Regions from separate parts of the Homo sapiens genome. Here region 2 is linked to region 1. Evidence: chromatin loops called from intact Hi-C (ENCODE). Cell type or tissue: endothelial cell of umbilical vein. All regions are shown on one strand. Region 1 overlaps LOC107986482 (a long non-coding RNA gene). Region 2 has its middle 34 kb from the start of CPEB4.

Evidence for each region. Hi-C counts contacts between places; a loop is a spot of excess contacts. Peaks named below come from ENCODE experiments on the same cell type or tissue, not always from the same donor. Only the 100,000 strongest peaks of a DNase experiment are listed, where the experiment ranks them.
Region 2: it touches region 1 in a loop (6-fold over the local background); 9 of 110 quality-filtered maps call a loop at or near these places.

The regions. Positions count from the first base shown.
Region 1 is chr5:173,779,359-173,784,358 of GRCh38, reverse strand. The region is part of intron 1 of LOC107986482 (a long non-coding RNA gene); the gene reads right to left. Among named protein-coding and RNA genes, the nearest start is that of LINC01485, 9.1 kb to the left of the region's middle. RefSeq lists a cis regulatory region at 2,086-2,096 and an enhancer at 2,019-2,163. In endothelial cell of umbilical vein, no CTCF peak of the experiment used is centred here; a DNase peak (open chromatin) is centred at 2,088; H3K27ac peaks cover 2,177 bases.
Region 2 is chr5:173,852,118-173,857,117 of GRCh38, reverse strand. No RefSeq gene overlaps it. Among named protein-coding and RNA genes, the nearest start is that of CPEB4, 34 kb to the left of the region's middle. RefSeq lists an enhancer at 1,138-1,432 and cis regulatory regions at 1,016-1,585, 3,227-3,767. In endothelial cell of umbilical vein, no CTCF peak of the experiment used is centred here; a DNase peak (open chromatin) is centred at 2,657; H3K27ac peaks cover 829 bases.

The sequences.
Region 1 (5,000 bases):
TCTCCAAGGAGTCCCTGCAGGGGCCTGAACTTCTTTTGTTGGTGATGCCAGCCAGTGATGGAATCCAAATACTCAGTACTCGGCACTCATTACTGCCTTGGGAGCCAATGGCACATTTGTTAAAAAATAAAAACACATAGCAGCAGCTCTTTGGGGAGTTTGGGGAAAGGCATATCAAGCAACCTGGGTCGCTGGACACTTGAGTGAATGGGTCATGGTTAGTGGAGACTCCTTTGGGAGGTGGTGTAAATCACTCTAAAAAACTTAGGGCTATGACTATACCTTAGCAAGAAAGGGAGGTGGATTAGTTCCAGAAAGGTTTCTTTCCCATGCCTGCCTGCCTTTCTTTCTTTCCTTTCTTTCCTTTCTCTCTCTCTTCCTTCCTTCCTTCCTTCCTCTCTTTCTTTCTTTCTTTTTCTTTCTTTCCTTCCTTCCTTCCTTCCTTCCTTCCTTCCTTCCTTCCTTCCTTCCTTCCTTCCTTCCTTCCTTCTTTCTTTCTTTCTTTCTTTCTTTCTTTCTTTCTTTCTTTCTTTCTTTCTTTCTTTCTTTCTTTCTTTGACAGTGTCTTGCTCTGTCATCCAGGCTGAAGTGCAGTGGCATGAACATGGCTAACTGTAGCCTTGACATCCTGGGCTCAAGGGATCCTCCCGCTCCAGGCTCCCATGTAACTGGGACCACAGACATGCACCACCACATCTGGCTAATTTTTTTATTTTTTTGCAGAGACAGGGTCTTGCTTTGTTGCCCAGGCAGGTCTTGAACTCCTTGGCTCAAGCGATACTCCCACCTCAGCCTCTCAAATTGCTGAGATAACAGGCATGAGCCTCTGTGCCTCACTGCATTTATTTTTCTTTAATGTAGCTAGTTAAACTGGTTTCAACTGATCAAATATCCACCCTTCCTGGGCCAGGCACTGTTCTCAGTCCTGGGGAACAAAACAGGCAAAAATCTTTCCTCTCAGAATTTAGATTTCTAGTAGGAGGAGACACCCCAAATCAAAAATAAACACTGTAGTCTATTTATGGTATGCTGGTTCCTTTTGTTTTTCTGTGTTAAGCAGGGCTCTTAGAACATATTAGAGCTAAATGTTGTGCACATACATTCTTTATTACATAATAAAGCATGTAATAAATAAGGATTTACACTTATAAATTATTCTACTTGTTTCTTCTTTAACCACAAAATCAAAAGGAGATTTGGCCTATGACACATGCCAGTCAATCAGTAATAGGCAACCTTTTGGGCTTCTGTTGCTCCTATATTTTTCATTCAAGCATTTGAGAGAATTCAAGATGGATGCATTGAGGGCTCAGAAGCGAAATGTGCAAAGATCAGTCCATTGACAAACAAGACCCAGGGATCTCAAATCATAGACTCAGGTGGTACACATTCTCCACTACCTGCCTGAAACTACCTGTTCTATGCTCCAGACAAAGCTGGTTGTCATGGGTACACATGCATACGTCTCATGGAAAAGATATCATGAAGTGTACAGCTTTCTGTAGGTGACAAAGCATTTTTGCGTTTGTTATCTGACTCCACACTCCACATAAGGTTGCCAGATTTAACAAATAAAGTCATGAGACACACAGTTAAATTTGAGCAATATTTGGGACATGCGTACTGAAAAAAATCATCATTTATCTGACATTCAAATGTAACTGGACTTTCTGTATTTTATCTGGCAACCCTAACTCTACAACCCTCAGAAGTAGACAATATTAGCGTCCCCATTTGATCACTGAGGCTGAGAAAGTAAATTGCCTAAAGTCAATAAAGGATCAAAGGGTGAAAGAACTGCCCCTTTGCCCATTCACTGGTTGCTGGGAGAATGATCACTCCTGGATCTCATCTTCAGGCATCAGATGTGCTGGGGCCAAGTGTGGGGATCTCAGGGCAAGGAGGGAGGGGAGAAATGGAGGGACTGGCCATCATGAGTAGTGGACTACAAAGACTTCATAACAGAGGGCAGGGGCAGGGAGGTGTTGATGCTTTGTTGCAACTTAGTTTTGGTTTGCTTACTTTACCAGGGCCTGGGCACCCCAGCCAACAGGCTGGAAATGCAGGAAGCCATCTGGAGCCATGTGCTGAGTCACAGGGCCCAGAGAAAAACAAGAACATCGTGACGTCAGAGCAGGGGTGGGGAGAAATCTCCCTCGAGATCTCCGTGGGCACCGGAAATAGAAACTGCTCCCTTTGAAGCATCTATTAGAAGATCCAAGTCTCTAACAGATCACCATGAGATTTCAATTCAGTTCCTATTAAGCACCAACTGAACGCATGTGAGAATGTCAGGGAATCAGTTGGTGAAGAGGCAACCGTTTTAATTTAATTTTATTTATTTGAACAGAGTAAGCCTCTGTTCAATCCTGACTCATCTTCTTTCTTCTCTTACTACCCATTTGCCCTTGAGCAGTTCACTTAAACTTTCTGACCCCATTTCCTCTTCAGTAATAATAATTCTTGTCTCATTGAGATAGTGTGAGGGCTTAAAGGGAATTACATTTTTCAAAAGCATCTTGCACAGATCTGGCACAGTCAGTGGTAGGTCTTCTTAGCATAAGGATATAAAAAGATCTTTCTGTAAGGTTGGTGTGGGGATTAAATTGGATGACATATCTTTACTTTCAAGCAAGCTCTGGACTGAGCTCTTACTAAGGTTTCAGCTAAGGAGAGAGATTTCTTTCCTCCTCTCTAGACACTGGGGTAACTGGTTCTGGTCCCCCAGTGTTCTGGTTAGTAGAACTAAATACGTACACGCACAATGAATGTTTACACAACATCCGCTCATTCCATTCCACAAATATTTCTTTTAACATTGTACACATTACTGGCTCAGCCTTTGTAGAGGTCTAGAAAAACAAAATTAGGATGAATATCCCCATTTTGTTGCTGTTTTTTGTTTTTGTTTTTGTTTTTTAAGACGGAGTTTCACTCTGTCACCGAGGCTGAAGTGCAGTGGTGCCATCTCGGCTCACTGCAAGCTCCACGTCTCGGGTTCAAGCAATTCTCCTGCCTCAGCCTCCCAAATAGCTGGGACCACAGGGGCACACCATCTCGGGTGGCTAATTTTTTGTATTTTAGTAGAGACGATGTTTCACCATGTTGCCAAAGCTAATCACGAACTCCTGAGCTTAGGCAATCTGCCCGCCTCAGCCTCCCAAAGTGCTGGGATTGCAGGCATGAGCCACCGCTCCCGGCCTGCTGCTGATTTTTTAATAATCATTCTGTGGGAGGCACTATGCTAAGTATTTTGCATGCATCGAATTCTTGGAGCAATCTTTTCAAATTCGTGCTATAGTAACCCCCATTTTATAGATGGAGCAACTGAGGCTCAGTAGAGTTGACTGTGCTGCCCAAATGCACAGAACTAGTGGGTGGCAGAGTTGAGGCTCAATCCCAGCCCTGATTATCTCAAAGGTTCTGACTGTCACACTATGCGTGAGCTCCCAGAGAGAGAAAAACACTCAGTTGAAAATTTAGAGTTACTCATGCACAAAGGTATATAAACAACACAAAGTGGTTAGATGGGCAAATGCTGACGGAGAGGCTGGTAATCAGAGTTATGGGCAGTTCTGGGCTGGGAGATCTCCCTGAGAGCTGTACTATGAAAAGGGGCTTTCTAGAAGGTGAAAGTTTAGGTGGGGAGTAAAGCTAGACCTTGAAAAATGATGTGGAACAGGTAACAAAGCAAAGGCACGTTGAGCAGAGGCCCAGATGGTTTGGCCAAATATGGGCTGAGCTTAGTGAAGGTCAGGTAACCAAGGCAAGGTGTGCTTTGGAGAACAAAAGGAGGAAGGTTGAGCTGGCACAGTCTGGCTGGCTGGTATTAGCTTCTTGAATGATAAGCTCTTCAGCCTGGCTGGGGTGACTTCTAACTTCGGAACATCACTGCTTAGGGGATTCCTGTGTATCACACATTGGGCCTGAGCAGCAGAGCTAGGAGTTGTTCCTGTTATTGGAAAGGGAGGAAGTTTCTGCAGAGTAAGTGGGCATGATCTGTCTTGCTGGAGGGCCTCAACCTTTACTCTCCTGGGTAAGAGGAGACAATGATATTTCCATGGTCTTCAGAGCATTCTGCTGAGAAGCCCACAAGCTAAGGGCCATTACAGCAAACTCAGAGATGATACAACCTTTCTGCAGACCATGGTAATATATATGAAGAGGATTAAAACGATGTAACCCTTTGTTCCCTCAATTTTACTGCTAGGAATTAATCCAAGGGAAGTGGTCATGGAGAGATGAGAAAATGTGTGTATGGACAAAGATGGTCACTGTAGAATGTAGTATTAACTTACAAACACAAGAATCAGAAATGTCCCACCTAGTCAGTAATGGGGGCTTAGTTAAAAATTATGATCCAGGCCGGGTGCAGTGGCTCATGGCTGTAATCCCAGCACTTTTGGAGGCTGAGGCAGGCAGATCACCTGAGGTCAGGAATTCGAGCCAATATGGTGAAACCCCGTCTCTACAAAAATTAGCCTGGCATGATGGTGTGTGCCTATAATCCCAGCTATTCAGGAGGCTGAGGCACAAGAATCACTTGAACCTGGGAGGCAGAGGTTGCAGTGAGCAGAGATCGTGCCACTGCACTCCAGCCTGGGTGATAGAGTGAGATTCAGTCTCAAAAAAAAAAAAAAAAAGAAAAGAAAAGAAATTTTGATCCACCCATACAAGGGAATGCTACACTTCCATTCAAAGTCAAGGTGGTCACACCATAGCAGGGAAAAATCAGTTATAAAAACATTAAATATAGTATGATCCTAGCTCACAAGTACATTAATCCAATTCATTCACTTATTAACTATGTAATGAAGATGTGCTGTATGCCAAGCACCATTCTGGGTACTGGGAATATGGACAGGAACAAGCTCAGGGTGGGAAGTTGTTTAGGGAAAGACAGGTAATACATATATGGACTTAAGAATACACAAGATAATTTCTGAGCATGGCACACAATGCCATGAAGAAAGGCATGCAAGATGGACTAGTTTAGTGTG
Region 2 (5,000 bases), 73 kb before region 1:
GAGGCTCACAGAATTGAAACAGCTGACAGGTTTGACTCACATGAAGGGATTGGAGAAATCATACGGGCTGGACGTGGTGGCTCATGCCTGTAATCCCAACACTTTGGGAAGCAGAGGCGGGAGGATGGACTGAGCCCAGGAGTTCGAGATGAGCCTGGGCAACATAGGGAGATGCTCTAGTTCACCTTGGAAGTAACGACAACTTTCAGTTTACTATGTCTCTATCTAAAAAGAAGTAACAGGTTACTGGAAAGATCCTGGAACCGGGAGAGAGAGGAAAGCTGGGTTCTCTTCCCGTGTCTTCCAACTACTGCCTATGACCAGATCACTTTCCCTGTCTGAGCCTAAATTTCTAATTTCTGAGGAATTCTTGGGATCCATGGTGCCATCACCATCATAACTACTGCCCCCCACCCCCAATCCCGCAGCAGATTAGGTAGGGGCTACTGGCAGAGAAAGCAAGAAGGTGGAGCAGAGGGATGATAAGGCCATCCCAATTCTGTGCCCAGGATTTTGGCCTGGAGAACACAGCCATCAATTCAATCCTGAGCTGAGCAATGGAATGCAGGGCAGGCAGCTCCCACTTTGGGAGACAGAGGTGGGAGGATCACTTGTGCCCAGGAGTTTGAGATCAGCCTGGGCAAAATAAGGAGACCTGCTCTGTACAAAAACAATTAAAAGTCACCCTGGTTTGGTGGTATGTGCCTGTAGTCCCAGCTACTCATGAGGCTGAGGCAGGAGGATTGTCTCCTTTTTAAGAGTTCACCTGCAAAGAGAGAATGCTGATGCTTAGGGGGAAATGGCATCTGTGAGCTAAGGAGCAGGGCCTAGCTAGGGAAACAAGGAGCCTGAATCCTAAAACAGGGAGGTAAAGAGTTCTGAAAGGTGGCATCTAGCAAGATGTAAAATGCTTGGGTTTAAAATGCCAGCTCTCTACATCTTGATCACTCAGAGATGATTTATTGAGTGTCTACTATATGGCAGGCACTGAGCTAAGTCCTGGAGTCCTGGAGTGAATAAGACAGGCATGTCCCTGCTGTCTTGGGGCTTATGTTCTGGTGTGGGGGAATCAAGTGCTGTCCTTAAACCAGACGAGTTTAATGAATCCCAAGGGCTCTGCGGGAAACAGAACAGAACGAGATGGAGTGACTGGCGGGAGCACATCCAACAGGGAGGTGACAGGAGTGACCTCTGAGTTGGGCCTGAAGAATGAGGCGGAGCCAGCCAGGGGGAGAGGGTCAAGCAGAAAAACAGTGAGAGGAAAGCCCTGAGGCTGCCCGTAAATGAGGAGGCCTTCAGCTGCAAGTCACAGAAAACCCCGACTCAAGGTGGCTTCTACGATAAGCACATTTTTATCTCACTGAGCTGGGAGTTCTCAAGTAAAAGGTGGAAAATGGGGAACACAGCACTGCTGCACCACATCATCAGGGCCTGGTTTCCTTCTGTGTCTCTGCCCATCCCAAGGCTGGGTCCCTTCATGGTGCCTGTAGTGCCAGGCACATCCAGACACAACTGTCTAGCGAAACAAAGAAAACTTCTGTATCTTCTAAAAGAGAAGAAGCTTTCCCCAGGAGTCCCCAGTACACTTTTCCTTAGACCACAAGTGACTCACAAGCCCAGCCCGAACTACACAAGTGAGAGAAATGGTATTTTCCATGATTACATTGGGTATCTAATTGATATGGGGTAAGATAACCTATCTGGATCAATGGACGCTTCTATCAAATCAGAGTCCTGTTGGCCAGGAGGGAAAAAGGAAAGAGTGTTTACAAGGCAGCCCACAGGGCCCAGTACAAATAGGAACAAAATGGTGGTTAGAGGGAGGAAGAGAGGGCAAATGTAGAAAGAATCAGGTGTCGGCCAGTCGCAGTAGCTCACACCTGTAATCCCAGCACTTTGGGAGGCCTAGGCAGGCAGATCACCTGAGGTCAGGAGTTCAGGACCAGCCTGGCCAACATGGCGAAACCCCGTCTCTACAAAAATACAAAAAATAGCTGGGCATGATGGCGGGTGAGTGTAATCCCAGCTACTCAGGAGGCTGAGGCGGGAGAATCTCTTGAACCCAGGAGATGGAGGCTGCAGTGAGCCCAGAGCCTGGACAACAGCGAGACTAAAAAAAAAAAGAAAAAGGAGAGGAAGAAAGAAGAAAGAAAGAAAGAAAGAAAGAAAGAAAGAAAGAAAGAAAGAAAGAAAGAAAGAAAGAAAGAAAGAAAGAAGGAAGGAAGGAAGGAAGGAAGGAAGGAAGGAAGGAAGGAAGGAAGGAAGGAAGGAAAGAAAGAAAGAAAGAAAGAAAGAAAGAAAGAAAGAAAGAAAGAAAGAAAGAAAGAATCAGGCATCCTAGGCGGAGGTGAGGTCAGGGAAGTGGGCAGGGGACCACTGATTTGCTTGTGAACAGGCTGCATTACTCATCTGTGAAAAATGAAGCTGATAATAATATATTTCATAAATGTGCCAACAGTACATGATAAGGCTCACCATTGTGTAATGTGCCATCAAGAAAGAATAACAACTGTCAATTAAACTCTGACATGCCATCAATTGTAAAATATACTCTGATTTTTGAGATGTTAAAATGTGAAAAAGAAAACAAAAAGTGTGTGTGGTAGAACCATCGAAATCTGGTGGTAGCAACCTATGAGGCAGAGGCAGAACTGGGATTTCCCTGCAGGATCCCTCTTTCTGTTCTTCCTTTGTTGTTTGATATTTGTGTTTCTTCCAGTATGGTGAAATTGTTTCTGTAGTTTCTTAGGACCATATCTTGAGAGTGGAGCCAAGAGGTTTGACTCACATGATGGGATGGAAAAAGTCACTTGGGCCGGGTGCGGTGGCTCACACCGGTGATCTCAGCACTTTGGGAGACAGAGGTGGGAGGATCACTTGTGCCCAGGAGTTTGAGATCAGCCTGGGCAAAATAAGGAGACCTGCTCTGTACAAAAACAATTAAAAGTCACCCTGGCTTGGTGGCATGTGCCTATAGTCCCACCTACTAATGAGGCTGAGGCAGGAGGATTGTTTGAGCCCAGGAGGTCAAGGCTGCAGTGAGCTATGATTATGCACTACCCTCTAGTCTGGGTGACGGAGTGAAATCCTTTCTAAAAAAAAAAAAAGAAAAGGAAAAGAAAAAGAAAAGGAAAAAAAGGTCACGTGGTATAGCGTGAAAACAACATAAGTTTGAATTCCTCTTGGGCCCCCCAGCTTTGATGGGACTTTGGGCAAGGCTCAAAGTCCCTAAGCCTTCCCTGAGCCTCTTTCCTCTTCTCGCTCTCCTGGTTGCTGTGAGGATTCGCTGAAGTGGTGTGCAGGGGCCTTTTAGCTCCTACTCAACACACAGTAGGTGCTCTATCCGTTCCCTTCCTTGAAAGTGAGGAGAGATTGGAAAACAGCCCCGAGATAAAAATAACCTTTGTCTCAACTCTCCTTCAAAACCCACCTGCCCTAATGAAGCTCCATCTTGCATTTTGCCTTTGAGTCAACAGTTCCTAGAAATGGACACAACTTCTCAGTACTCTGCATGGTGGCTGAATCAGCTCCCACCAATCTATCACATGCAGCCGGACGTACTTGCCATTTCAGTCACACTCGCTAAGTGCTTCCATCTAAACCTCTTGAGGCTACAAGGTACCAAATGTTTTGAATTAATTGGCTTCTATTTTCCTTTCTGTACATGCGCCTCAGTGCCTTTTTAGGGTGAGATTGACTCACAGAGTCCTTCCTGAATTCTGGCAGCCCTGATTCTACTTGGAGTTAATTATCTCTAATATGCTGTACAATTCCCTCTGTACCTTTTATGACATGGAGTTGAGGCATAATTTATCCAAGTCTATCATTGGAGATTTTTTTTTTTTTTTTAGAAAAAAAGAATGATGTGTGTGCCTCGTAAGAAAATCCACTCAGCCCATTAATTGTTTATTCACTGGGTGTTTCTCGAGGACAATCCTCTTTGCCCAGCATTGTGCTATGTCCCTTATAATTCATGACCAAGTGATAGGCATGTCACAAGCCTAGCAGTCAGTATTCTTACTCCCATTTGGCCAGGGAAATACTTAGTTCGGAATGGAGAATGGCTTGCTGTAGTAGTTCTTCTCCATTTGCTCTCTCTGCCATCTCTTTGTGCTGGGGTCCTTGTCCTCTGGGCTTCCTGCTGGGTTCAGCCAATTGAGGCACTAGCAGGAGAAGAGAGAAGTCGAAGTCTTTCTTCCCCATCCTTACCTAGTTAGGTGCCACCTGTCTGCCAGTCGTTGAGTCCCTCCATGAGTGTGATGCCTGATAGAGGGCAATGCCACCGTTTCCTCCGTCTGTCCCCTCTGCTCTGAAGGGGTAACAACTCCTCCTCGTTGCTCTTCTTTGCATGCTTCGTCATTCCTGGTTTATTTCCTCATCCTCCCAGCACCTGTGTGGTCCCTTCCCTCTTTTTCTTTTTCTTTTTTTTTCATTTTATAGTAGAGAGATGGGGTTTCGCTCTGTCACCTGGGCTGGAGTACAGTGGTGCGATCATAGCTCACCACAGCCTTGAACTCCTGGGCTCATGTGATCCTCCCACCTCAGCCTCCCAAGTAGCTGGGATGATAGGTGGGAGCCACAGCACACAGCATGTGGTCAGTTCCTTAAAGTCTCTTCACCTGACCCATCTGCAGTGAGTGGCGTTTCCTCCAGGACCCTGACTGACACACTCAATCAAGACCACGCAGCTGATAGCCACACAGCGGGCCTGGGATTCCACATTTGCCACAAGTCCACTCTCTCTTGAGTTCTGCCGTCCCGTGTCTGTTATCCTGAGAACTTGGGGTTTTCTCGGATAAGGAAAAGGAAGGTGTGTTTTATCTTCAAATGTCTTTATATTTTTGATAGGACACTTGGAGGAAATCAGGCTTTTTGAGAATTCAGTGACAGCATATGTGTTTCGCTCCCAAAACTCTATTCAAATTCATCCCATTGAAATCAAACCCCTAGTTCCTTTTGAAAGACTATTGTCCAGCGGTAGCTTCAAAGGCAATAGCAGG